3 separate regions of the Homo sapiens genome follow, and regions 2 and 3 are each linked to region 1. The links are chromatin loops, found by intact Hi-C in ENCODE. Cell type or tissue: K562. All regions are shown on one strand. Each heading gives the region's core, and the rest is flanking DNA. Links, peaks and the distances in the headings are about the cores only.

What was found. A loop is a pair of places that touch in the nucleus more often than their neighbours do. Peaks named below come from ENCODE experiments on the same cell type or tissue, not always from the same donor. Only the 100,000 strongest peaks of a DNase experiment are listed, where the experiment ranks them.
Region 2: it touches region 1 in a loop (4-fold over the local background); 3 of 110 quality-filtered maps call a loop at or near these places.
Region 3: it touches region 1 in a loop (6-fold over the local background); 6 of 110 quality-filtered maps call a loop at or near these places.

Annotation. Positions count from the first base shown.
Region 1 is chr1:212,910,302-212,920,742 of GRCh38, reverse strand. It overlaps LOC124904507 (a long non-coding RNA gene), which reads right to left and starts at 3,620. Exons shown (of 3, transcript XR_007066874.1): 1 at 3,543-3,620; 2 at 2,357-3,383; 3 at 355-1,158. RefSeq lists enhancers at 1-438, 3,401-4,000, 5,204-5,805, 5,806-6,406, 6,407-7,008 and 1 more. In K562, for the core only: CTCF peaks have their summits at 3,814 and 5,254; DNase peaks (open chromatin) are centred at 3,752, 4,142, 4,972 and 5,262; H3K27me3 peaks cover 596 bases.
Region 2 is chr1:212,745,934-212,753,933 of GRCh38, reverse strand. The region is part of intron 4 of NSL1 (NSL1 component of MIS12 kinetochore complex); the gene reads left to right. Among named protein-coding and RNA genes, the nearest start is that of NSL1, 42 kb to the left of the region's middle. In K562, for the core only: a CTCF peak has its summit at 3,908 (motif pointing left); a DNase peak (open chromatin) is centred at 3,893.
Region 3 is chr1:212,811,057-212,821,497 of GRCh38, reverse strand. TATDN3 (TatD DNase domain containing 3) reads right to left here. Exons shown (of 10, transcript NM_001042552.3): 9 at 9,170-9,250; 10 at 4,668-6,485. The coding sequence ends at 6,342. Among named protein-coding and RNA genes, the nearest start is that of TATDN3, 24 kb to the right of the region's middle. In K562, for the core only: a CTCF peak has its summit at 6,315 (motif pointing left); no DNase peak of the experiment used is centred there.

The DNA.
Region 1 (10,441 bases), core at 1,355-9,354:
TCTTCCCTGGGAGAGCACAGAACTCCAAGCTAGAGGTGCAGAGTGGAGATCGGGATGTGAGGGAGGAGGAGCAGCAAAGCCACTGCCCGGCTCATCCAGAGGAAGGATGGATGGGGGCCCCTGTAGCAGCATGCGGCAGCTCGGCCACCATGAGCCCCAGATGCCAGTGCCCAGCCCTCTGAGCCTGGGATGGTGGTCCTTGGATGCCCCACTGTTCTTCTGGGTGCACCACGTGGGCCACAGACCCTCAGAGTACAGATCACTCAAAAGCAAGGTGGTTTTTTAAAGATACATTTCCGGCCACAGACTTGAAAGTACCTAACAGTCATTAAAATAAACATGAGAAAGCATGAATGGATCTGTGCTTTAAACTTTATTCAACACAAAATCGTCATCAGAGAGCCTGACATAGATAACCTCAGGTTCTTTCCGGGTATCTGACTCAGGAGTCGGTGGATATGGCATGCTGGACTTTTTGCCTTGCCAGAAGATCCCAAGGACCCTCCAGTTTGGGAATCACCAGTCTGGCTATCATCATCATCATAACCAGAAGCCCGGAGTGTCCACCTCTCTACCCTGGTGTATCTTCCCCAGCCCCTGTCACTGGCCACATCCTCACTGTGAGGCCCCAAAGATGAGGTGGGCACAGAAAGGGGGGCACCTTGAGGGCACCAGGGCAGCTGCCCAACAGGTTGGCTGCAAAAGACCTCTCTTGAGGGTCTGCACAGGCCCCGGCTCCATGGAGTAATCCAGGCAATCGTGTCTCAGGCCTTGGGAGGCAGAAGAGCCAGCAGCAGTTCCATGCCAGGTGGAAGGCAGCCTACATCTGATGCCCTCAGGCTGGTCATCAGTGCGGACTCCTTCTTGGAGACATCCCTCTGTTTTGTGGGGATAGACTGGCACCTGCCTGAGGCTGAGGCTGCTGCCAGCCACTCCCTGCTCAAGGTTGATCTGACCTTCTCTTTCCCAAGGAAGCCGAATGAGACAGCAAAGGCCTCCCCTGGGAATCTCAAGAATGGGGCCCTCGTTCCGACTCCATTCTTTTCTAGCCATGCATCTTTTGGTAAGCCTGGGTCTGAGTTTACTTTTCTGCAAAATGATTGGTTGAGTGAGGCTCCAGGCTTCTTTATAGGAGGCACTTATGAACACCAATGTACCCTAAAGAAGGGGAGTAGGGTGCTAGAAAAGGGCCTGAAAGCACAGGCACACTCTTTTGCTTAGATTTTTTTTTTTTGGCTTTGCCATTTCTTTTTATTACAGATTGTTTATTATTTTTACAACAACACATCTGGTACAGGTGAGTCTTCAGTTCTTCAGAGAAATAGTATGAACATCAAATGCAAACAATATTATTCTATTTATGATTTGTTTTCATAATTGAATACTAGGTCATGATAAAATTGCTGACATTTAGGCAAACTCAGTATAAAATAGACATTTCAAACGTTTAGGTATAGCCCAACAAGATATCTCAGTAGACTTATCTTTTGCTTAGATTATAGGCTAACTAGAGATGGCTCGGGAGCCTTGGGGACTGGGAACCAGGGCAATACTGAGCCCCTCCCAGACATCTCTTGGTGCTGCCACTGGTTACGTGGCTCAAAGCCTGCCTCCCTCATGGGGTGGTTGCAATGGTCAAATGAGATCATGCAGATGAAGATGAGGCCCTTCAGGAACTGTCATCCTCTCCACAGATGGAGCATATGCTTAGCCCCTCCTACAGTAGGACTGCAACCCTCTAGCCAAGAGCCTGACCAGCATTGCTTACTGATGGCATAGTGAATGATGTCCCCTGGGACCCCTTCTGCAGAAGAGCCACCAATGAGCACTTTCCCAGACCTGCACCATGCACCAGCTGGGCTTCTTCCCAAGCCAGGGACTTTGTCAGATCTGCCAAGCCCCCTAGAGCACTATTTGCAGGAGGAAACTCCCTACTCATCAACAGCCCAGGTGGTCCTCCAAATAGGTGGCCACAGCCTTCGAAGGCTTGAGGGCTTTATTCTAAGGGGTCAGTAGTCCTCAAAAGGTGACCACTGCCCAATTATTGCAGGAACATGGGGATGCTGGTGAAAAATGAAATTCCAGGGCCCCATCCTGGGTCTAAGGAATCCATTTTTGGGAGTGAGCTTGAGCGATCTGTGTCTTTTTTTTTTTTTTTTTTTTTTAATTATAAGCACTCCTGTTTATTGTTGTGCACACTAAATTTGAGTTTTGGAAAGGAACCGTTATGAGATCTGGTCCCCTGTCCAGAAGAGACTTCTTGTGAACCATTCAAATTCCAGAGAATCTTTCCCATTTCTCAAGAGCCCACCTTATTTTGGAGGATAAGGAAGTGACAGGAATGCATAAAACTTACCAGCCAAGTGTCCTTTGGGAACAGTCAGCTCAGACAGTGCAGGAAGAAAACCTGAGATCGAAAGGAAGACTGGGGAGGTCAGGTCCTCCTGCACTTGCAGCTTTTGCTAAGGGCAGAAACTCCTGTCTGTGGTAAAAGATAGAAAACTAGAGGAGTTCTCACTAGGGGGACTGGTGGGTGCCCCATCAGACTCGGCCCAAATTTCAGCTCCGCCATGCCATTTCCTCCGTCACTCCCTCCCCAGCACACCCACCCCTCTGCAGAGCCGTCCTCACTAATGTGCCACACATGCCGTGTGGCCCCTCCTTAGCACTTTCTCACCTTTGAAGTTCTCCACATGTCTGTCCTCACTAAGCTAAAAGAGCTAGCATGAGGTCCTGCTTGGCTCTGCAACCCCAACCCCTGGCCCAAAGTGCTGTTAGATGTGTGTTGAATGAATAAATGAACCAATTCCATAATCAACTTGTGGGATGAACATCCAAAGGAGAGAATCAATTTTAAGAAATAATTTAAAGACAGAAAGAAGGTCGGGCGCGGGGGCTCACACCTGTAATCCCAGCACTTTGGGAGGCCAAGGCGAGTGGATCACCAGAGGTCAGGAGTTCGAGACCAGCCTGGCCAACACGGTGAAACCCCATCTCTATTAAAACTACAAAAATTAGCCAGGCGTGGTGGCAGGTACCTGTAATCCAAGCTACGTGGGAAGCTGAGGCAGGAGAATTGTTTGAATCCGGGAGGCAGAGGTTGCGGTGAGCTGAGATCACGTCACTGCACTCCAGCCTGGGCGACAGAGCGAGATTCCATCTCAAAAAAAAAAAAAAAAAAAAAAAGAGAGAGAGAGAAAAAAAGAAAAAAGAAGTATTTATCATACAACCCATTATCTTTATAAATAACATAGTGAAAACAAACAAATCAAGGAAGGGTTAGATGAACCCATCATCCATAGTTCTAGAAGCGAATAATTCAGGGAAGTAGTGTCCTGTGAGTCTGGCCCAGCGTGGCAGTCCTGGGGATCTCTAGGTAATTCCTGGAGCAAAAAAAAAAAAAAAAAATTAAGACAATGAACGTCTGTCTTTCATGCCTCTGCTCTCTCAGAAGAACGAGGGCTGTGGTTGAAACCTAGGAATGCTCCCTGTTGGAAGCGGTGGATCTCCTGTGCAGTCTGCGGGGCAGAGCCTCTTCTCACCTTCCCTGCGTCTTCTCTTTTTTGCTGCTCCCTCACTTGGTGGCCATCCCGGGACTGCATGGAGCGGGTGTCAGTGCTGCCTTCACTGGGTGGGAAGTCACTTTTATTACCTCCAGGCCAGGTTTTCCAACCCGCCTTTCCCTATCCTCCACTCCCTTCTCACATCCACCATGTCTTCCGTTTCTGAATTGCCCCAGAGGATAGGGGAGGGGAGGAAGGTAAGCGTAGAGTAGGGAAGAGTGCTGTGCAGGCCCAGCGCCAGCCACTCTCGAGGAATCAGCCCGGCCCTTGCGGGGGCGCCCGTGGGTGGCTGAAGTTTGTTTCTCCACAGAAGCAGACGCCAGTGGCTTGTGGCTTCCACAGTCTGGAGACGGCCTCGCAGCACCATCTGTGTTCCTTCCCCACCACAGTCACAGATGCACCCACGGGTTTGGAACAGCCGGGCTGCCCGAGAAACCGAATCTCTATATTGTTCCTCTTCATGGGGGAAATACAAAAGCCTTCCGTAAAGAAAAGAACAGCCGGGTCATCTTTCCAGTCAGGCCAGAGGGAGTGTTTCTGGGACAGCCCGGGAGCCACGGTGGAGAGAGGCAGTGGCTGTTCTCGGCTGCCTGGGGCAGCTACTGCAGGGCGATGCCTTCAGGGTATAGTCCCAAAACAGCAGCTCCAGCAAGATCCCAGGGTTCTTCGGGACCTTGTTAGGAATACAAAGTCTTGGGTCCCGCCTCAGACCTACTGTGTTCCTACAGGCCTTCCGGGTGATTCCAAGTTTGGGAACCTCTGGGTTAAGGGATGCCATGGAGCGAGTCCTTGGCCCTGGGGTGCGAGGCAGAAGCTGGGGTACTGGAGATCATGCTGGGGCCTCCACTCACAGACCTCATCCATTTACCCCAGTGTTGCAGAAATACATAGTACTCGTGTGTGTGTGTGTGTGTGTGTGTGTGAGAGAGAGAGAGAGAGAAAGAGAGAAAGTCGTGTCCTTTTCTCCCTGAGAAGCATACAATGGGGGAGAAATGCTGAGGATTGGTGCTTTCACTCTTCCAGGCACAGGCGAGCATCTATCCCGACTTGGAGAGCTTGTTTTCACAGATTCCCAAGTAACCTGGCTCCGAGGCTAACACCGTGTCCAAATCCTGTTGCCCCACGTGCATCTGCTGTTTGAGTGCAGGGCCACCATTTCTTGCTTGTTCATCCCCAGGGACTGGGAATGGAGAAAGCATGCGGGTGTGGCTGAGGGGTTCCTGTGGAAGGGAACCCCTCACTGGGCCACTGGGTGGGGCCTGGAGCAGCACAGCCCAAGGGCGCCCAAGGGATTCCACAAAGGAGCAGCCTTTGGTGAAAAACAGCATGCTGTCTCCCATTTCACAGAAGTGGGGTCCTGGACAACTTCTACCTCCAGTTAGGCTGAGTCACTGGGCTGTTCTCGCATAGACCATCCCATGATTTGGCTTCATGCGTCACTAGAAAGGTCATTGATAGCTAATGTTTCACCACTGCCCCATGCAGTGTGACCTTCCATCCAGGCAGTGGGAGGTCTCGGTGTGCGTGTGTGTGTCTGAGTGTGTGTGTTTGGGGCAAGTGACTGCTACAGGTTTGATGATATGGCTGAAATGAACTGGCACATCCCGGTCCCTTATCCTCAACACCCCCAACCCCCTCACCACAATCCAGTGAAATTTCAGCAATGAGTCTGCAACAGTTCATGAAATGACCAGTAGAGAGGGTGATTTCCCCATCTGTGGAATGGAAATGGCTCTCTCCAGGCACAGTGCCAGGTGAGGGTCTAGCAGCCAGATTTTCAGGACTTAGAAAAAGTCAGATGTACTTGCAAGCCAAAGAGGCAATGGTCTAAGGCAGAGTAACGATAAGGACACAAGGAGAGCCAAAACCTCACCCCGTTTGCCTTACTGGACAATGGAGGCAGGCAGGGCTGTATCTATTCAGTCTAGACCACGTTAAAATGCAAATACAACTGGGATTATATTTGAGGTTGTTGCCTGTCTTTTGTATCTGAGATGAAAGGAGATGAGAGAGTATTTTGACAAACTAGAAGGTGAGAATGAGTTCTGGGATGGACAGAGAAGCATAAGGGGCATAAAACACTCAAACTGGGGCCTCCTGAACAGCGCAATCCTCTGCTCAAACGATCAGAAAAGCCCTGCCTGATTCCAACACTGAGAACTGAGTCTGCTCCTGCATGTCTGTGTCTAGCAGAAGGGGCCGCTGCCCCCCTGGGGCTCCCATTTCATTTGCACATGTATGTCCTCTTGGCAAGTGCTGTGGACTGAAATGATTTCTTTTCTTGTCTTTGAGCATCTTGAAAGAGGAACACTGTCTTTGCATTTCCAGCTCCTACCACAAACTGACAAAATTCTAAATGCTCCATGTTGAATAAGTGAATGAATGAATGTCCAAGAGTAGAGAAGCATTAGGTAACGATGTTATGTCAGCTTATTGCAATATTATGTGGTTATGGAAAATAATGGTTTTAAAGGACAATTGGAAAATGCTTATGGTTTTCATGCGCGTCCATGTGAAGAGACCACCAAACAGGCTTTGTGTGAGCAACATGGCTGTTTATTTCACCTGGGTGCAGGCGGGCTGAGTCCGAAAAGAGAGTCAGCGAAGGGAGATAAGGGTGGGGCCGTTTTATAGGATTTGGGTAGGTAAAGGAAAATTACAGTGAAAGGGGGTTTGTTCTCTGGCGGGTAGGAGTGGGGGTCGCAAGGTGCTCAGTGGGCAGGAGTGGGGGTTGCAAGGTGCTCAGTGGGGGTGCTTTTTGAGCCAGGATGAGCCAGGAAAAGGACTTTCACAAGGTAACGTCATCAGTTAAGGCAAGGACTGGCCATTTACACTTCTTTTGTGGTGGAATGTCATCAGTTAAGGTGGGGCAAGGCATATTCACTTCTTTTGTGATTCTTCAGTTACTTCAGGCCATCTGGGCGTATACCTGTAAGTCACAGGGGATGTGATGGCTTGGCTTGGGCTCAGAGGCCTGACATTCCTGCCTTCTTATATTAATAAGAAAAATAAAACAAAATAGTGTTGAAGTGTTGGGGCGGTGAAAATTTTTGGGGGGTGGTATGGAGAGAGAATGGGCGATGTTTCTCAGGGCTGCTTCAAGCGGGATTAGGGGCGGCGTGGGAACCTAGAGTGGGAGAGATTAAGCTGAAGGGAGGTCTTGTGGTAAGGGGTGATATTGTGGGGATGTTAGAAGAAACATTTGTCATATAGAATGATTGGTGATGGCCTGGATACGGTTTTGTATGAATTGAAAAATTAAATGGAATAACAGAAGGAGAAAAACAGGTATAAAAGGTCTAAGAATTGGGACGACTCAGGATGTCTGATTAGAGAGTGCTTAAGGAGATTTGGCATAGTCCTGCCGGCAAAGATTATTTATTTACTTCAAGAGTTAAGAGTGGCAGTTTGGGGATAGCACCAGGAGATATCAGCTGTGATGGCTTGGAAAAACAGTGTAAACTGGCAGTGTAAACAAGAGCAGGGCATGTATGAGTAGTTGAGAATGGTGAATAGGAGTATGACTAGACAGAAAATAGTAGGAATGACAAGTTTTTTTTTTTTTTTGAGGCGCAGTCTAAGTTGGTCTGGTGTCTGGAATGAGACTGGGGCCTAATAAAAAGGAGCGTCTATACAGGACCTTAAATGGGCTGTACCCTGTAGCATTCCAAGGACAGGCCTGAATTCTGAGAAGGGAAAGTGGTAAAAGTATTGTCCAGTCCTTTTTAAGTTGGTGGCTGAGCTTGGTGAGATATGTTTTTAAAATACCTTTAGTCCATTCTACTTTTCTTGAAGATGGAGGACCGTAAGGGATATAAAGGTTTCACTGAATACTAAGAGCCTGGAAAACTGCTTGGCTGATTTGACTAATAAATACAGTTATCAGACTGTATTGAGGTGGGAAGGCTAAACTGAGGAATTATGTCTGACAGAACGGAAGAAATGACTGCGGTGGCCTTCTCAGGCCCTGTAGGAAAGGCCTCTACTTATTTTGAGGGCCTCTAAAAGTATTAAAGCAGCGGCAGCCGCTGCACGCAGACATGAGGGCTAGGCTAAAACAGTAAGGTCAAGTTGTTTGGACAGAAAGGCTACAGGGTGTGGTCTTGGCTCTTGTGTAAAAATTCTGACTGCGCTAACCATGCCTAGGAAGGAAAGGAGTTGTTTTGTAGAAGGTGCTTGGGTTTGAGAGATCAGTCGGACACGATTGGCAGGGAGAGCACGTGTGTTTTTATGAGAATCATGCCGAGATAGGTAACAGATGAGGAAGAAATTTGGGCTTGATTGAAGTAATGGGGGCTGCCTGTGAAGCTTTGCAGCAGTACAGCCTAGGTAATTTGCTGAGCTTGATGGGTGTCAGGGTCAGTCCAAGTGAAAGTGAAGAGAGGCTGGGATTAAGGGTGCAAAGGAATAGTAAAGAAGGCATGTTTGAGATCTAGAACAGAATAATGGGTTGTAGAGGCAGGTATTGAGGATAGGAGAGTATATGGGTTTGGCACCACGGGGTGTATAGGCAAAACAATTTGGTTGATAAGGTGCAGATCCTGAACTAACTTGTAAGGCTTGTCTGGTTTTAGGACAGGTAAAATGGGGGAATTGTAAGGAGAGTTTATAGGCTTTAAAAGGCCATGCTGTAGCAGGCGAGTGATAATAGGCGTTAATCTTTTTAAAGCGTGCTGCCGGATGGGATATTGGCGTTGAGTGGGGTAAGAGTGATTAGGTTTTAATGAGATGGTAAGGGGTGCATGATCGGTTGCCAAGGAGGGAGTAGAGGTATCTTATACTTGTGGGTTAAGGTGGGGGGATAGAAGAGGAGGACGCAAAGGAGGCTTTGGATTGGGAAGAAGGGCGGCAATGAGATATAGCTGTAGTCTAGGAATAGTCAGGGAAGCAGATAATTTAGTTAAAGTGTCTCAGCCTAATAAGGGAACTGGGCAGGTGGGGATAACTAAAAAGGAGTGCTTAAAAGAGTATTGTCTAAGTTGGCACCAGAGTTGGGGAGTTTTAAGAGGTTTAGTAAGCCTGGCCGTCAATACCCACAACAGTTATGGAGGCAAGGGAAACAGGCCCTTGAAAAGAGGGTAATGTGGAGTAGCCTCCGTATTGATTAAGAAGTGGACGGGCTTACCTTCCACTGTGAGTTACCCGAAGCTCGATGTCCGTGATGGTCTAGGGGGCTTCCGAGGCGATCGGGCAGTGTCAGTCTTCAGCCACTAAGCCGAGAAGATCTGGGAAGGAGTCAGTCAGAGAGCCTTGGGCCAGAGTTCCAGGGGCTCTGGGAGTGGCTGCCAGGTGAGTTGAACAGTCCGATTTTCAGTGGGGTCCCACACAGATGGGACGCGGCTTAGGAGGAATCCCGGGCAGTGGGCATTCCTTGGCCCAGTGGCCAGATTTCCAGCACGTGTAGCAAGCTCCTGTGGGAGGAGGTTCTGGAGGAAGGCCTGGCTGCTGCGGTTCAGGCGTTTGGAAGTTCTTGTGTGCTGGAGATGTGGCTGGGGTTTGTCTCACAGTGGAGGCAAGGAATTGCAACTTTTTTCTATTATGGTACACCTTGAAGGCGAGGTTAATTAAATCCTGTTGTGGGGTTTGAGGGACGGAATTTAATTTTTGGAGTTTTATTTAATGTCGGGAGCAGATTGGGTAATAAAATGTATATTGAGAATAAGACGGCCTTTTGACCTTTTAGGGTCTAGGGCTGTAAAGTGTCTCAGGGTTGCTGCCAAACGAGCCATGAACTGGGCTGGATTTTTATATTTGATGAAAAACAGCCTAAACGCTATCTGATTTGGGATAAAGAAAAAGGAGCATTAACCTTGACTATGCCTTTGGCTCCAGCCACCTTTTTAAGAGTAAATTGCTGGGCAGGTGGGGGAGGGCTAGTCACGGAACGAAACTGTAAGCCGGACCAGGTGTGATGAGGGGAGGCGATAAAAAGATTGTAGGGTGGAGGAGCGGAGGCTGAGGAAGAAATGGGACCTAGCTCGGCCTGGCGAGGAGCAGCCTGGGGAGGAAGGAAGAGGTCAGATGGGCCTGTAGAAAAGGAAGATTAGAAAGACTCAGCGATGCTTGGGGTTGGTACTGAGGGGACAGGCGGGAGGGAAAGAAGGAAGATTTGGGACGAGTTGCACTGGGCACAGAGGCTAGGACGGGACTGATGTGTAAAAGAATGCCTGGACGTCAGGCACCTCAGACCGTTTGACTATTTTACGACAAGAATTATTTAGATCTTGCAGGATGGAAAAATTCAAAGTGCCATTTTCTGGCTATTTGGAACTACTGTCGAGTTTGTATTGGGGTCAAGCGGCATTGCAGAAGAAAATAAGGCATTTAGGTTTTAGGTCAGGTGTGAGTTGAAGAGGTTTTAAGTTTTTGAGAACACAGGCTAAGGGAGAAGAAGGAGGAATGGAAGGTGGAAACATACCCATAGTGAAGGAGGCAAGCCCAGAGAAAAGAGTAGAGACACGGAGAAGGGGTGGGGGGTTCTTGCCCTCCAGAAAAGCAGAGAAGGGGTTGGGGCACGGAAATAAGGGATTGGGGCACAGAGATAAGAGGTCAGGGTGCGGAAATAAGGGATTGGAGCACAGAGATAAGAGGTTGGGGTGCGGAAATAAGCGATTGGGGGGTTCTTGCCCCCTAGGAAAGTGGGACTTGCCGCTAAGGGTGAAGGAGAAGGGGTTGAGGGGTACTTGCCCTGCCCCAGGAAAGCGGGACTTGCTGCTAAGGGTGAAGAAGGGGTTTGTGAAGAGACCACCAAACAGGCTTTGTGTGAGCAACATGGCTGTTTATTTCACCTGGGTGCAGGCGGGCTGAGTTCGAAGAGAGAGTCAGCGAAGGGAGATAAGGGTGGGGCCGTTTTATAGGATTTGGGTAGGTAAAGGAAA
Region 2 (8,000 bases), core at 1-8,000, 170 kb after region 1:
CTCTTTTCTCATTTAAATGTTACCTCCTCAGAGAGATCTTACCTAACCACCCTCATTAAAATACTCTCCCCAGTTGTTTATCATGACACCTGTTTATTTCCTTAATAGTACTTGTTACAGCTTATAAGTATTTGTGTTTATTTTCTTGTTTATGCTCTCTCACAAAACTGAAAGCTCCATGAGTTTTTTAATATTATATTTACATTATATATAGCCAGCATATAGCAGCATGCCCAATAAATACATCATGAGTGACTGTTACTCATTGGTCCATTCAGTTGTATATATTGAATGGCTACAGTATGACAGAACTGTTCTCAATGTGGCAGATGTAATATTAGTGAGCAGCACAAAGTTCTTACTCTATAGAGTTTATATTTTAGTGGGAGAAGAAAAGTAATAAATATAAAAATAAATAAGTGACATCAGTGCTTTAGGGTGGTGTGTTTAGGTGATGGGGAAACACTTTTCTGAGGTAGTAACAGGAAGGAATTTATCTGGTGATGATCAAGAAAAAGAGCTGTCAAGCAGAGGGAAGAGCTAGAATAAAGTTCTTAAATCAAGAATGAGCTTGAGTATTCATGGAACAAAAGACCAGAGAGGCTGTAGTGAAGTGAGTAATAGAGGGAAGAAGCATTGCAAGACAATGTCAAAAACTTGGCTGAGGCCAGATAATAACGAGCGAGGGTCAGGAGTTTGAAAGTGTGCCTTAAGAGAGGTGCAACATGGTACTGAAGGAGGTGGTGAGGTGTAGGTGGGAAGGTGTGCTGCAGAGGATTTCATCTACTGAGCAAATGGGTTCAACACATCTCTATAAATTGTAGCAAAGGGTTATCTTTCAGAAAATCACAAATCACTGCTGTGTTTTTGGTTTCATTTTCACCAGGGATGCTGCTTTCTAATTCTTGGTTCTAATGGCTTAATTACCTCTTTAGAAACCAGTAGAAGCCACACATCTGATGCTGTGCGTGATTGCTTGTTTATATTCATAAAATACATTGGAAATAGAAAGGAAGTACTCACTTAGTGCTTTTTTTTTTTTTTGCTGAATTTCTGAATTTGGGCAGGCTTTTGGAAGTTCATGTTTCCTAGTTTAGTCAGTACAGTGACCTGAAAGCAAAACTAGGTTGATTACTCAATCTTTCATTTCCACTTTTTCATTTCCCTGTGTTTTAGAAAGCAAGTGACTAGGGAAGGCAGTGTTCTCAAGGATGCCTAACTTCCACATTTTTAAGAGCAAACTCTTTTTAAAAATATCCTTATAGCAATCTACTGATGAGCTGTCCACCAATAAGATGTGGTCTCATTTGACATTTACAACCTTTTATAATCCTGTTGTAATGAATAATTGCTTCCATATTGCCTTTTTTTAAAAGTTCTTTGAAATTAACTGAAGATCCCTTTTTTCCCTGTCCTTCGCTAAACATGTAGCGATGGCAAGGAGCTATTTTAAGTTTCTGTATGGTAAACTTAATGATACTTCCAGTTCTTTTGCTGACCCTACAGGCAGAGGACTCAGAGGCAGTTCCGCTTCTTTCCTAATAATGCTGTCTTGCTTAAGCCACTGTCACAATATTTACAGGTAGCCACTCACAAATAGTTACACTTTAAAAATTCATGTAAGTCTGAGTTTTGGAATTTGAAATACACTTCCCACTGGGAAAAAAATGTATAAATAAATAAATAAATATGTTTCTAGGCAACCCTTTACAGGCTTATTAAACCTTAATCTATAATGTAGCTGAAATACTATACATTTATGATGAAAAAATTAGGAAAATCATATTTCAGATGCATATTAGTTCCACTATATGACATTTAAGTAGGATTTTATATGGAATAGTTTGGCTCCTTTAACACCATTGTTGGTGGTGAGAAGGGTAAGTAGTGGTGTCACGAGGTTCTAGAGAGAAGACATTGAGAATGGTCCTCGAGAAAGCCCATCCCATCTCCTGTGTGGCATGGACCAGCCATCTGCATGTGAGACAGTCTTAAGTCACATACTTGTATATCAGGAGTATTGTATGATCTTACTAGTTGCAAAATGTGAAAAAATTCATTTAGAATAATCTTGAGTGAGGGAGTGAAAAGTATATATATTTTGAAATTTCCTAAGCAGATATTGTTGGAAAAATGCCTTTTTCATGCATTTACAGATAATATATTCATATATTTAGTGACCATTTTTAGTTGTGTTTTCCTTCTTTTGTCTTTAAAAAAAATGGTTTTATTAATTATTGGTGCTACTTAGTTTTAAATGTAAAGGACTTAATTCATTTAAAAAGAAAAAAAGGTACCATAAAGTTAATAGTTTAAACATTTAATTCTATAATTGTTCTAGAGTTTTAATGTTTTAGTTCTTTACCAGGCACAATTATTTCAAGAGATTTTCATTATGTTGAAGCTAACTTTTTACCATTAGTTAACTTATATTCTTATGAGGACAGTATAATTCCTGACAAAGCAGTATTTTGGAAAGTTATAGAATGTAGAAGAGTGTGTGCTTTGGATTCTAGGAGGGAGATGTGAGTTCTTATTCAAGTCTAGATACATTTCTCAGCTTCTGTTTCTTTACCTACAAAAGGAGGCTGATGAAACCCACTTGCCTCCCAGGGTTGCTAAAATTGCATAAGATTGATTGAGAATGTATGTCAGCCCATACTACTATAGGAATGGGCTGTCCATGGAACAGGTAGGGAAAGTTTTCATGCCATTGTGTTTTTCTTCCTTGTACCCTTCTTCCTTTTATAACTAAGTTTCTCAAATGAATAATCTATACTCAGTAGCTTCACTTTTAATCTTTCATTCTTGTAAAAAAAATCAATAGTATTTCATATTTGTATTTTTATGACTATGTAAGTGTTCTTCAATCTGAGTCAGGTAATTATTATTTTGTTCCTGAGTCAGATAATTATTACTACGAGTATATTCTTTCTTGAATAGCTTTCTACCCCTTTTGGAACAATAATTGCTTTATTATTATTTTTTTTCGTTTGAGGCAGTCTTGCTCTGTGACTCTGGCTGGAGTGCAGTGGCGCTATCTCGGCTCACTGCAACCTCTGCCTCTCAGGTTCAAGCCATCCTCCCACCTCAGCCTCCCTAGTAGCTGGGATTACAGGCGCCCGCCACCATGCCCGGCTAATTTTTTGTATTTTTAGTAGAGACAGGGTTTCACCATGTTAGCCAGGCTAGTCTCGAACTCCTGACCTCAGGTGATTTACCTGCCTCTGCCTCCCAAAGTGCTGGGATTACAGGTGTGGCTCACCATACCTGGCCTATTTTTCTGTTTGCTTTGTTTTCTGTTGTGTCTAACAGAACTGTAAAATTCATCTCAATATGGCAAACACTTAAGGTTATCTCTCAGATCCATTTTTAAACTTTATCTTTTCCTCGGAGATACTTCTCTGGGAACCTTCTGTCCTCCTATTCCAGTCTGGACTGGCTGCTGTCTAGGCCTGGTGCAAAATTTTCATCCTGCCTGTTCCTTTCATCATCGTCCTGGGAATTTCCCTTCCTTCTCTCATGTTTTAAATCGTGTTTCCTGGTTCCTGTTTTCTACTCTTTCTTGATTTATTCTCTTGTCTTTGATGTATCACATCCTCTACCACCCACCTCCTCCCAGCTCACCTAGCCCCAAATCCTCTATTAAGGCAACTTTCTTACATCACCTGTGAAGATTTCCCTCTCCCTTCGGTTCCCTTGTTAGATTGATCTCACCCTCCTTTGTGCCTCCATGGCACCCTCTATCATAGCCTTGGTCCATCATGACTACTGAACACCTACTGTACACGTTAGGCACTCTGTTCAACATTAGGGATTCTGAGATTAAAAGAATGTGTTTCCTGTTCCCAAGGGAGTTCTGGAAGCTAAATGAGAATGCCAGGGTTCTCACTGGGGTTAGTACTGCCCTCTAGTGGACCCTTTGAAAAAGTGAAAGAAAGTTTTTGGTTGCCATATTAATGGGAAAGTGTAGCTGGCACTTTGTAGTCAGGGGCCAGGCATACTAGATGTCTCATATGTCCAGCACAACTTTAGGATATCTCACTAGACATTCATTTGTTAAAATATGTTTATAATTATTCAGCCTAGGACCTAATTCCATTTTACACACAAACCCAAACTACTCTTAGCACTTTTTACATTGTCATTGCTTGTGCAACCGATAGAAAACAGCTGTTGTTCAGCAATGTGAGTTTAGAGACAAATTTCTTTTTAAGGTAGCATGAGATATTTTAAGAATTCTTTATATTGGTCATTGATGGCGCTTAGTCTCTAAGAATCCTAGTGAGAGGCTTCACAAATCAGTGAATATGGTTATCAGTGCTGTTAATTAAAAAATAAAGTGTAGGCTGGGCATAGTGGCTCACACCTGTAATCCCATCACTTTGGGAGGCTAAGGCAGGAAGACTGCTTGAGTCCAGGAGTTTGAGGCTGCAGTGAGCTATGATCGTGCCACTGCACTCCGGCCTGGGTGACAGAGTGAGATGCTTGAGCCCAGGAGTTTGAGGCTGCACTGAGCAGTGATCACATCACTGTACTCCAGCCTGGGTGACAGATCGAGACCCTGTCTCAAAAAAAAAAAAAAAAAAAAAAACACAATAAAACGCAAAATCCCTTAAGTGATGGATTATTTTGTAAAGTTTGTAATGTAAACAATATAATAACAATGAAGAAGAATATGATTTTACCTTACCCTATTCATAAAAGATAACTTTTCATATTAAATGTTAATAAATATTTTGTTCATTATTGTATGTGTGTGTGCACATATATTGCAGTATAACATATAATGCACAGCTTTATGAATTTATTTACATGCATACACCTACACACATGTAACTGCCACCATGATCTAGAAATAGAATATCTGCATAGTTGGAAAATATAGGATAAACTTATTTTTAAACAGTATATTGATTATATTTTTTTAATACTGTGCCTATTATGTTTTCATGTATACAATAAATACAATTCAGAGTGTCCAAAAAACCTGGAAGCATAAAGAAAACAGTGCGTTTATTGTATTTTTAAAAATATTCACAATTGGGGCCACTGCTTTAAATTTAGAAGTGTTTTACTTGGAAAAATATATTGAGGTTGAAGAAAAAGATATTGAACATATTATTTGAAAATGTAACTAGCACATATTTATCCTGTTCCCCAGCCTTATGGATACCCTGTATAACATTTCCAGTACCCCAAAATGTTTCCCATACCCCTTTTTAGTCATTATACCATTTCTATCAGGTATAACCACTATTCTGACTTACATCATCATAGATTTTTGTCTTTTCTTGAACTTCATGTAAATGGAATCATATAGTATGCATTCTTGTGTTACCTTCTTTAAATTGGTGTTATTCCTATGAGATTCATCCACGTTTTGAATGTAGCAGAAGTTCTTTGTTATTGTTGTGTAGTATTCCATTGTGTGTCTACAGACAATTTATCTCTTCTGTTGTTACTTGATTTGTTTCCAGATTTTGGCTATATGAATAAAGCTACTATGAACATTCTTATACCACATTTATACTCATCTCTCGTAGATATATATCTAGAAATAGAATTTTTGGGTCACATGTAGGCATATGTTTGGCTTTTATAGCTATTACTAAAAAGTTTTCTGAAGTGGTTATTTCAATTTATACTTCTAACAGCAGGTATGATAGTTACAGTTGTTCCATATCCCTAACAACAATTCATAGTGTTACTAGATTACATAATATTTATTCAATCAGTGATAAGTAAAAAGTTAACAGATATTATCATATCATTAAATATATTTGAAACTGCAAGAAGATGACATAAATCACATTAAAGTGAAGGAATTATAGTATTTATCTACAATCATATATTATTTGAAAGTAAGGCTGGTCACAGTGGCTCATACCTGTAATCCCAGCACTTTGGGAGGCCAAGGTGGAAGGATCACTTGGGGTTGGGAGTTCGAGACCAGCCTGACCAACACGGTGAAACCCCATCTCTACCAAAAAATGCAAAAATTAGCCAGGCCTGGTGGCACATGCCTGTAGTCCCAGCTACTCAGGAGGCTGAGATATGACAATCACTTGAACCAGGAGGCAGAGGTTGCAGTGAGCCGAGATCACACCACTGCACTCCAGCCTGGGTGACAGAGTGAGACCCTGTGTCAAAAAAAGAAAAAAGAAAATAAATCTCACTAGGAATTTTATTTCTACCTAAGATAAGCCTAAATTTATTCCTTTGAAAATATATTGCTCTCATGTTGTATTAGTTATCTATTGCTGCCTAACAAATTATCCCAAAGTTTAGCTGCTTAAAACAATAAATGTGTTATCTCTTACTGTTTCTGAGGGTCATTAATCTGATAGCAGCTTAGCTGGGTAGTTCTAGCATAGGGCTCTCACAAGGTTGTAGTCAAGATGTCATTTGGAGCTGCAGTTATCTTTCAGGGCTCACCTGGGACTGTGGGAAATCCACTTTCAAACTCACTCACATAGTTGTTGGCAGTACAGCCCTGGCTGGTGTGTTAGAGACTTTAGTTCCTTACAACGTGGGCCTCTCCATAAGCTTCTGTAACATGTCAACCTACTTCTTGCAGGACGAATGATCTGAAAGGCATAGGGAATGAATGAATAAATGAATACCCAAGACAGAAGTTGTCTTTTTTATAACCTAATCTTGGAAGTGATTTGCTATTACTTGAGCTGTTAGTTACTGGTCATGCAGGCTGACCTAGTACACTGTGGGAGAGGACTGCACAAGGAGGCATGAATACCCTGCACAAGGCAGAGATCACTGGGGGCCATCTTTTTTTTTTTTTTTTGCTCTGTCGCCCAGGCTGGAGTGCAGTGCGATCTCAGCTCACTGCAACCTCCGCTTCCTGGGTTCCAGTGATTCTTGTGCTTCAGCCTCCCTTGTAGCTGGGACTACAGGCACACACCTCCATGCCTGGCTAATTTTTGTGTTTTTAGTAGAGATGGAGTTTTGCCATGTTGGCCAGGCTGGTCTCGAACTTCTGGCTCAAGTGATCCACCCACCTCAGCCTCCCAAAGTGTTGGGATTACAGGCCTGGGCCACCGCACCTGGCCACAGGGGCCATCTTGAAGACTACCACACATATGGATGCTTATTTTTTGTTGTGGCAGTGGCAAAGTACACATAAAATTTACCATTTTAACCATTTTGAAGTGTATGATTCACTGGCAGCACATTCATAAAGTTGTGCAACTCATCTAAGCAGTTTCTTACCTTTGGCATGGAGCATCTTAGTTTATTTTTTCATTTTCAACCTATGTTTGTCTTTGGATCTAAAGTGAGTTATAGACAGAATAGAGTTGGAATCATGTCTTTCTTATCCGTTTGCCAACTTTTGTCTTTAATTGGAAAGTTTAATCCATTTACACTTACTGATAAGGAAGGACTTTTGCTATTTTGGTATTTGTTTTCTATACTTTTTTACTTCCACAATTCCTCCATTACTGTCTTCTTTTTTGTTTAATTGAGCTTTTTGAAGTGTGCCACTTTTATTATTTTCTGTATAGTTCTTAGGGGTTTTTTTTAGTGGTTTCCTTGGGGATTACAATTTGCATCTGAAATTTATAACAATGTAGTTTGAATTAATACCACTTTAGTTTTAATACTGTATAGAACTTCTTCTATACAGCTCTGTTTCTCCCCCTTTATGTTGTCATTGTCACAGATTTCATCTTTATACATTGTATATCCATTAATGTAGATTTATAATTGTTGTTTGATGCATTTGTCTTTTAAATTATGTAGAAAAAAAGGAGACGTCACAAACTAACTTTTATATTTACCTATGTAGTTACCTTTATTGGTATTCTTTATTTGTTCGTGTGGCTTCAAGGTGCTGTCTAGCATCCTTTCATTTCAGCCTGAAACACTGTTAGCAGTTTCGTAGTCCAGGTTTACTAATTATTAACTCCTTCAAGTTGTTTTGTTTTGTTTGTTTGTTTGTTTGTTTTTGAGATGGGGTCTTACTCTGTCATTCAGGCTAG
Region 3 (10,441 bases), core at 1,383-9,382, 99 kb after region 1:
GATTATAGGCACAAGCCACTGTGCCCAGCCAAATTTGGCTAATTTAAGCAGAAAAGGAATTTACTGAAGGATATTGAATAGTTCATAAAATTTCCAGGAGGGATGACAAAACAAACTCAAGCCAGTGTACAAGAACCATAGAGACTCCACTGCCACAGACACTGGGCATAGACTGTGTGGCTAACACACTGCCACCTTCTGCAAGCTAGCCTCAGAATATTGCCATTAAAATCCCTGCCACACTACCCACACTTGTAAGCATGGAGTAAGCTCAGTACTGGCTTTTTAAAATCAGTGTCCTGGTTGCAAGAGGGGCTGGAAAGTGATTACTTGGCAGTTTTAACTTCTATAGTGGGAAGCAGGTTTGCTTAATAAGGTGAGGCATTCCCCACACAAAGGGAACTCACATATGGGATGACCAAAAACAAAACAAAACAAAACAAAAACAACAAACCTGTCTAACGTCCATCCATGTGAACCGCAAGATCCCTTCTCCCTCCCTAATACTTCCCTCAGTTATTGCCTGTACACTCAGAGGCCAGCCCCCCAATTCAGAGTTCCTGATTTGCAATACTCTAAGGATGGCCTGTGAAGGATGTCACTTAAGCTCATGTAGATGGCAGACTGGGAGGCATTTGATATTTGGAAAACAGTGCTGGGATGGAAGTCAGGGTATTATAGTTCTAAATGTATCACACATTAGCTGTGAGAATTTATACAATTTAGTTAAATTACTTGAGCCTCAGAAGTAATCCACAGAAAAGTCTTGTACACACATTAGGCTCTTAACACTTTCTGTTCTTACATGCTAGGCAAGGTTCTCAACATGTACAACTTTTTTTTGAGACTGAATCTCGCCTTGTTGCCCAGGCTGGAGTGCAGTGGCACAATCTCAGCTCACTGCAACCTCCACCTCCTGGGTTGAAGTGATTCTCCTCCTTCAGCCTCTTGAGTAGCTGGGACCACAGGTGCATGCCACAAAGACCAGCTAATTTTTGTGTTTTTAGTAGAGGCAGGGTTTCGCCATGTTGGCCAGGCTGCTCTTGAACTCCTGACCTCAAGAGATCCACCTGCCTCAGCCTCCCAAAGTGCTGGGATTACAGGCGTGAGCCACTGTGCCTAGCCTCAATATGTATAACTTAAACTACTAAACTGAGAAATGAGAAGTTATTTGCACCATTTTTAATACCTAAGGCATAAATACTACAGATTTTCATGAATTACAGGAATGCTCACTAAAGAAGTCATCTTTTTTGGAGATATGTGTGTTTCAGAATTAGCCAAAGAGGAAGGGTTTCAGGAGGTCCTATTAGGATATTTTTGCTTAGAGTCCTATGTTTAAACTTGTAGCACTGGTAATCTTTGAATTATCTCATCTCTTTCCATTTTATCTTTTTTACTGACTCTGTAATCATCAGTACTGACGTTGTCATAATTTATAAAGGACAGTGAGATTTGCCTATGCTTGAAAAGCTAAGCTCTAACAAGCATAGAACAGTCTCTGGAAACCCTTTCTAAGTTACTCAGATCCTATAAATGAAATGAAAATTTACATATGCTGCTTTGAAGTATTCTGTCAAAAGCACAAAAGGGCAAGAAAGGGCAAAGGCAAGAAATTAAACTCTGAAGTATGAGTGAAGCTTGACCATGCAAAAACGGGATTCCCCTTCATGTTTAGTTTAGAAGGCGGGCTTGGAGAGGGGAAGGAAATGTGCAACAGCAAAGTACGGAGGGGATTACGACAGGAAAATAGTGAACCAGAGATAAAGAGCAAGCAGCAAGGTGATTAAATGAACTCTTAGTTACAAAATAATGAAAGAAAAGAGCCGATAACAATTCTTTAAAGAATAAGACAATTTCATCTGATTCTTACTCAAATAAAGACAAGAGCTAGAATAAGAGGGCAACCCATCTTTCTGGGACCCCTCTCTCATCCAGACAGCTTTCTTCCTTTTGCTTATTAAACTTCTGCTCTAACCTAAAAAAAAAAAATTAAAAGAAAAAAAAGAAAGAAAGAAAGAAAAGAAAAAAAAGGAGCTAGAATACAAACCATTTCCTTTAGTAAGGAAGGTCACCATATGCTGCGGCAGTGTGGCGAGGGAGGTGGCAGATCTCTTTTTGCCTTTCAGTTGAGGGGAGAGGGTGTTCCTATAGAATGCAGAAAGACTTGTTCCAGGCCAAAAGAGTTTATTCCTATTTTTCAGAATGGTTCAACATTAGGAAATCTCTGGATGGTATTTAGTAGATTTATAAGTTAAAGGAGAAAAATATGTTTCTCAAAAAACTGTGGAAAGGAGGCTGGGCTCGGTGGCTCACACTTGTAATCCCAGCACTTTGGGAGGCTGAGGCAGGTGGATCACCTGAGATCAGGAGTTCAAGACCTGCCTGGTCAACATGGCGAAACCCTATCTCCACTAAAAATACAAAAAATAAGCCGGGCGTGGTGGCGGGTGCCTGTCATCCCAGCTACTCAGGAGGCTGGGGCAAGAGAATCACTTGAACCCAGGAGGTAGAGGTTGCAGTGAGCCGAGATCGTGCCACTGCACTCCAGCCTGGGCTACAGAGTGGGACTCATTTAAAAAAAAAAATGTGGAAAGGTATGTGATATCCAATAGCCATTGCAGATTGAAAGATAAATATTTTTCTCTATTGCAGTCAGTTTAAGACTTACTGCCTCCATTCACTAATTTAAAAATATTTGAGGCTGAGCATGGTGGCTCACACCTGTAATCCCAGCACTTTGGGAGGCCGAGGAGGGCGGATCACGAGGTCAGGAGTTCGAGACCAGCCTGGACAACATGGTGAAACCCCGTCTCTACTAAAAATACAAAAAAATTAGCTGGTTGTGGTGGCGGGCACCTGTAATAGCAGCCACTTGGGAGGCTGAGGCAGGAGAATCGCTTGAACTCGGGAAGCGGAGGTTGCAGTGAGCCGAGATTGCACCACTGCCCTCCAGCCTGGGTGACAGCGTGAGACTCTGTCTCAAAAAAAAAAAAAAAAAAATTGAGAGCATATCATATTGCAGGCCTTGTTTCAGACTATGTAGAAGATGCAAAAACAAACTAAAATTGGTTTGTTCTCAAAAGGCTTGCAATTTCTAAAGATGGAAAACACATACACAGGTAGCTATAGTCAAAAGGAATATGTGAAAGTGTCAACGAACTGGTTTATAGTACTTTGTTCTACATTGCTATAGTGTTGCTGGAAAAGAGACTCCAAGAGCCAGTCCTTGGGTCTAGCACAGGGAAGAACTGGAGAGGAGTCACAGAGCACAGTGAAGGAAGAAAGTTTATTAGAACTACTCTGTTAGAGAGTAGTAAGTCCTCAGAAAGCAGGAGGAACACACTGTCCTTGGGTAGTGTCTCTACTTAGAAGAAACTGTAAGGAGCTATGATTAAACTTGGAATGTGCATATATGCTCACTAAAGGTCAAGGCTATTGGTGCTATAATGACCATTAATCCTTCAAACTAAGCCTACTCATTAATGTTATCTTTGAGTGAAGTGGGCTGCACTCAGGACATCTGGACATTCTGCAGGCTTAGTGGGAGATGTTCTGCATGACCATAATTTTTTTTTTTTTTTTTTTTTTTGAGACAGAGTCTCACTGTTGCTCAGGCTGGAATGCAGTGGCACCATCTTGGCTCACTGCAACTACCACCTCCCAGGTTCAAGCGATTTTCATGCCTCAGCCTCCTGAGTAGCTGGGATTACAGGCATGCGCCACCACACCCAGCTTTTTAAACTATTAATATTTTAGTAGAGACAGGGTTTTGCCATGTGAGCCAGGCTGGTCTCAAGCTCCTGGCCTCAAGCGATCCACATGCCTCAGCCTCACAAAGGGCTAGGATTACAGGTGTGAATATTTTGTAATTATAATACTTGTGGCTATTTTCAGACCTTAAGTATTAATATTATAACTGCCTTGTGAGAGCCTAGCTACTCACTTTAAGATGGGGTCACTCTAGTCATGTTTTCTTTTTTGTAGGGGGGTGGGGAGAGAGTCTTGCTCTGTCGCCCAGGCTGGAGTGTAGTGGTGCGATCTCGGCTCACTGCCACTTCAGCCTCCTGAGTTCAAGTGATTCTTGTGCCTCAGCCTCCTGAGCAGCTAGGATCACAGGTGTGTTCCACCACGCCTGAATGATTTTTTTGTATTTTAGTAGAGATGTGGATTTGCCATGTTGTCCAGGCTGGTCTTCAACTCCTGACCTCAAGTAATCCGCCTGTCTCAGCCTCCCAAAGTGCTGGGATTACAGGCGTCAGCTATTGTGCCCAGCCTCTAGTCATGTTTTATTAAACCAGAGGCCTGGTAAGCAGGGGTTCCTCTAACAATAGCACTTCTCACATTGCTATGAAATTATTTGTCCACTTGGCTATCTCCTTGATTAAATTGTGAACTGAGGGCAAAGATCATATCTTATTCATCTTTGTAACCTAGGAACCTAGACTAGTGGGCAGCCTATAGGAGGAGGGGCTTAATAACTGAAACAAACAAATGGATGAATACATGAAGAAAATGGCTAAACAATTTAGAGGGCAAAGATCATGTCTGGCTGGGTGATGAGGCAAGATGAAGTAATTTAACTTGAACCTTAAACGATTTAATGGTAAGAGTCTGACAAAGGGTATGTGTACAGAAGGTAGGAAATAGGGAAAAGAAATACAGAGTTGGAAGAGAGCTTAAAAGTCCAGTTTTAATATAATCTCCTGTTAAATGTAGGAATTTCATTTAAAATGGTGCTGATGAGTCATTAAATACCTCATAAAATACCCTATTCAGTTTCTTAGTCTGGTTTGGACAATCTGACCTAGTTTTGATTCTTCCATAAATGAATTCATTTCAAAATATTTATTGAAGATCATTTCATAAAATCACTTTGATTTAGGAAGTTTATTTTTTTCTATGACAGGTACTTTTTCCAGCATTTTCTGCTTATATAATTTAACAAGATTAAATACCTAAGTTTTGATATTGACCACACCTGTTAAACTACATATACGATTTTTAAAAAATTGTAGTAAATACACATAACATAAAATTTATCCTAATTCGTTATAAGTGTACAGTTCAGTGGCATTAAATACCTTCACATTGATGTGCTACCATCACTACCATCTATCTACAGAACTGTTTTTACACTTGAGATTTTTAATTTTTTTGAGATTTTTATTTATTTACATTTTTAGAGATAGGTGCTCACATCTATGTTGCCCAGGCCTGACTCAAACTCAGGCTTAAAAGGTCTCCCATCTCAGCCTCCTGAGTGGTTGGCACTACAGGTGAATGCCACTGTGCCTGGCTTACACTAACATTTTTAAACTTAAAAATATGAAATATTACTGTTCACAGAGAAATCAGATACATTTTTAATAATGCCATTTACATTCTAAATATGTTGACAAAATTCAGACCAGAACTTACAATTGGTGTATTAACTAAACTTTTGGGCTTGGTATTCAATAATGATTGTTTAAACCACTGGCCTCATAAGTCAAAAATCTAAGATCAGTGTAAAAATCGTATGCATTTTTATCTTAAAGAGAAATAATTCGAAGTACTAAAAGTTCAATTTTACAAACCTAGAAAAGAGATTTCTGACAGCATAGAAAACCAGACATTCTCCCTTCACTGGCTAACTCCTATGGGAAGAAAAATAGGTGGTAAGAACACACTTTAGGCTGGCGCAGTGGCTCATGCCTGTAATCCCAGCACTTTGGGAGGCCGAGGCGGGCGGATCACCTGAGGTCGGGAGTTCGAGACCAGCCTGACCAACATGGAGAAACCCTGTCTCTACTAAAAATACAAAATTAGCTGGGCATGGTGGCACATGCCTGTAATCCCAGCTACTTGGGAGGCTGAGGGAGGAGACTCGCTAGAACCTGGGAAGTGGAGGTTGCAGTGAGCCAAGATCGTGCCATTGCACTCCAGCCTGGGCAACAACAGCGAAACTCCATCAAAAAAAAAAAAAAGTATACTTTAGCTTACTCCATCCTCATCACAGTAGTGCTTATACTCTTCCTGTGGGAGCCACCCTTCCCAGTAGCAATGGTTTCAGTTCAGGTGGTGGTTCTATATAAAAGGGCAATGTAAGAAGTAGCAGTATTTTCCCAATATCCTGCCAGAACTCGGCTAATTGAAAAGCAGCACAAGGCTAGAATCAGAACCCAGGGTTTCAGGATCCAAGCCCAGTTTTATTTCTAAGAGAAATATTTCTCTACAATTACAATCTTCTATAACCCTATAAAACAGCTTCTTCAGTTCAGATTCTTCATCAGAACATTTCTATTTTTCAAATGCTGCCCCCTGCAGTTGATTCGATTTTGTAATGGATGGTTTTGAAGCTATTTCTGGAGCAAGTGTCGGAGCTTAGGAAACAGTTTTAATGCATTCTGTGTCGTCACTTCTATAACTTCTTCCACTGAGATCCCTTTCACCTGGGCAATATATTCTGCTGAAATAGAAATGTTCCAGGGCTCATTCCGTACCTGAAACAAGACAGCAGACACCATGTCAAACATGACACTGAAGGGAAGCAGATCCTTGGAGACTATAGATAGAAGAAAATGAGTTGGTAAAAACAACTGATGGGCTCCTTTTTAATTTTTTTCTTTTTAGGTGGGGATGAGGGCTGGGAGGGAGGTGTGGCTGCAATGTTGATTGTAAATCTGTGCTGCTCCTGAAAAGAACCCTGGGGTATTTACAATTGAAGTCCCTAGCTCCTAGCACATGAAGCAGTCTGCAAACAGTGAACACCTGGTAACCTGCCTGACTAATGGATTAATTGTCCTTTGGTTTGTTGCTTAGGTGAATGCTTGTAAAAGGTCACTGCTCTGCTGCTTGGCCGCCTACCTCACAGGCTACATGACAGTTTGATTCAAGAATTGCCAACATGTATTGGAAAGATGAAATAGATTATGTACTGGCATTTCACTGATTCTAAGATGCATTTCCTCTCCTATTTTAACATCTCTGAAATTGATACAGTATATTTCATTTAGATTCAGTGGTATTTCATAGTATAACTGGCAGTGTTTTTTCTTTCTTAATGGTCATAAAACAATGGTAAACAATGGTGCCTCTACAATCAGTAGCATTTAGATTTTATGAAATAAATTATTATTGTTACTATCAATAAGTATCTACTCAGGATGATAATGTTCAGAAGAATAACATTATTGTTAAAATTTTTAAAATGCACTTTGGTAATGTAGCCCAAAAAAATTAAAAATGGGCATAGAGATTTATGTTAATCATGTTGTTTATAATACAATCTAGATGACCAATAGCAAGTTAAATATGGTAAACTCACATACTGGAATATTATGCAGTTATTAAACATGATGAAGAAAAGTATGTTTATTAATATATACAGAGGTTCAGCCAGGTGCAGTGGCTTACACCTGTAATCTTAGCACTTAGGAAGGCCGAGGTGGGAGGATCACTTGAGCTTAGGAGTTTGAGACCAGCCTGGGCAACATAGTGAGACCTTGTCTCTATTAAAAAAAAAATTAACAAAAAAAATATATATACAGAGGTTTACCACATAAAGATCAGTTATAAAATAATATGTCCAAGTTAATCCTGTTTTTATGAAATATATGTGCACTAAAAATACAAAAATCAGCCGGGCGTGGTGGCACAAGCCTGTAATCCCAGCTACTAGGGAGGCTGAGGCAGGAGAATTGCTTGAATCCAGAAGGCGGAAGTTGCAGTGAGCTGAGATTGCGCCACTGCACTCCAGCCTGGGCGACAGAGCAAGACTCTGTCTCAAAAACAAAACAAAAACAAAAACAAAAACAAGTAGCCAGGCATGGTAGCACATGCCTGATGGAGAATCATCTGAACCCAGAAAGTCGAGGTTGCTGTGATCACGCCACTGCACTATAGCTTGGGTGACAGAGTAGACCCTGTCTCAAAAAAAAAAAAAAAAAGAAAAGAAAGAAAATAAAAATAGAAACATTAATTGAACATCAGTTAGTAAAATTCACATTGCAATCACATATAATCATAGTTTCTGAATAAACGGATAATAATTGCTACTGTTCCCAAACCTCTAAATTTTGAGTGCCAATTCTCTGAATTTGGCAGGCATAGAGACACAGATCTGATGGGTAGTCAAAGGCACTTATTAAACTGCACATTGGGAGGTCATTGTAATAGGTACTGCCTAAAGCAAATAAAGCATATACTGTGGCTTACTTTCAGAAAATTATAATTTAAAATAGTAGCAATATGAAAGAGAGTGAAATTTAAAATATGATTCTTTGTGGCCTACAATAACAAAAAGAGATACTAACAGCAAAGATCATATAAATAAACCCATGATTATATCAATACTTGTATTGAAAGAAATAGAACTTCATTATAACATGCTAATTAAAAGAAGAAAAATGAACACTCATTGAATACCTACTGTATACCAGATACTGCTAGTTACGTTCACATACGTTACTTCATGTAATACTTACCATAATCTTTTCTTTTTTTTTTGAGATGGAGTTTTGCTCTTGTTGCCCAGGCTGGGGTGCAATGGTGCAATCTCGGCTCACTGCAACCTCCACCTCCCGGGTTCAAGCGATTCTCCTGCCTCAGCCTCCCGAGTAGCTGCGATTACAGGCGCATGTGCCACCACGCCCAGCTAATTTTTTTGTATTTTTAGTAGAGACAGGGTTTCTCCATGTTAGTCAAGCTGGTCTCGAACTCCTGACCTCAGGTGATCTGCCCGCCTTGGCCTCCCAGAGTGCTGGGATTACAGGTGTGAGCCACCGTGCCCAGCCCACCATAATCTTTTAATGTATTTATTATTTTACCCATATTTTATAAATGAAAAAGCAGTTTCAGAGAGATTAAGTAGCTTGCCCAAAGTCAGCTACTAGGTAGATAACAGGATTTGAATTTGTCTTTCTGACTGCAGACACTGTGCTTTTTACTACACTGGTCTGACTCTTATTATTACATACATTAGGACATGCTTCATTATCAAATAATATTCTCTGGAGTGCAACAGCTATATTTAGAAAGACCTGAAATAAAGTTAATATAAGCCCTCAATCTGGCAGTATATGAGGATTCCACTGTATTTACACTATAATGAGAAATACAGCTAAATTGAAAAGAACTCAAATGAAAGATACAATCTAAATAATATAGAAATTAGAAAACCATTTACCTGTTTTTCTGGTCCTAGTGCAGGTGAATCTGTTTCTAAGCATATAGAAGTTAAAGGCAATTGTTTCACAAGTTTCTGCTTCTTAGAGAAAAGAGAAAGCAGCTAAGTTTAAAACATGAGAAATAAAGATAAAGAGCATTAAATTGACATACTAATAATGCATTTTATTCTGCAATAACTTAAAATTTATGCTTTAGGCTGGGCGCGGTGGCTCACGCCTGTAATCCCAGCACTTTGGGAGGCCGAGGCGGGTGGATCACGAGGTCAGGAGTTCAAGACCAGCCTGACCAACATGGTGAAACCCCGTCTCTGCTAAAAATACAAAAATTGCCAGGCACAGTGGCTCATGCTTGTAATCCCAGCACTTTGGGAGGCCGAGGCAGACAGAACATAAGGTCAGGAGTTCAAGACTAGCCTGGCCAACATGGTGAAACCCCATCTCTACTGAAAATACAAAAATTAGCCAGGCATGGTGGCAGGCACCTGTAATCCCAGCTACTCAGGAGGCTGAGGAAGAAGAATCACTTGAACCCGGGAGGTGGAGGTTGCAGTGAGCCGAGATCACCCCACTGTACTCCAGACTGGGCAGCAGAGCAAGACTCCATCTCAAAAAAAAAATAATAATAATAATAAAATAAAAATACAAATACAAAAATTAGCCAGGCAAGGTTGCAGTGAGCCGAGATCACGCCACTGTACTCCAGACTGGGCAACAGAGCGAGACTCCGCCTCAAAAAAAAATTATTTTTTACTATTCAACTGATAGGCCGGTTGTGGTAGCTCGCGCCTGTAATCCCAGTACTTTGGGAGGCTGAGGTGGGTGGGTCACTTGAGACCAGGAGTTCGAGACCAGCCTGGGCAACATGATAAAACCCCATCTCTACTGAGAATACAAAAATTAAGCCGGGGTGGTGGCTCATACCTGTCCAGCACTTTGGGAGGCCAAGGCAGGCTGATCACTTGAGATTGGAAGTTCGAGACCAGCCTGACCAACATGGTGAAACCCCGTCTCTACTAAAAATACAAAAATTAGCCGGGCGTAGTGGTGGCTGCCTGTAATCCCAGCTACTCGGGAGGTTGAGGCAGAATCACTTGAACCCGGGAGGCAGAGGTTGCAGTGAGCTGAGATCGCGCCACTGCACTCCAGCCTAGCCAGAGTGGAAAAAAAAAATACAAAAATTAGCCAGGCATTGTGGTACACGCCTGTAATCCCAGGTACTCGGAAGGCTGAGGCAGGAGAATTGCTTGGACCTGGGAGGCGGAGATTGCAGT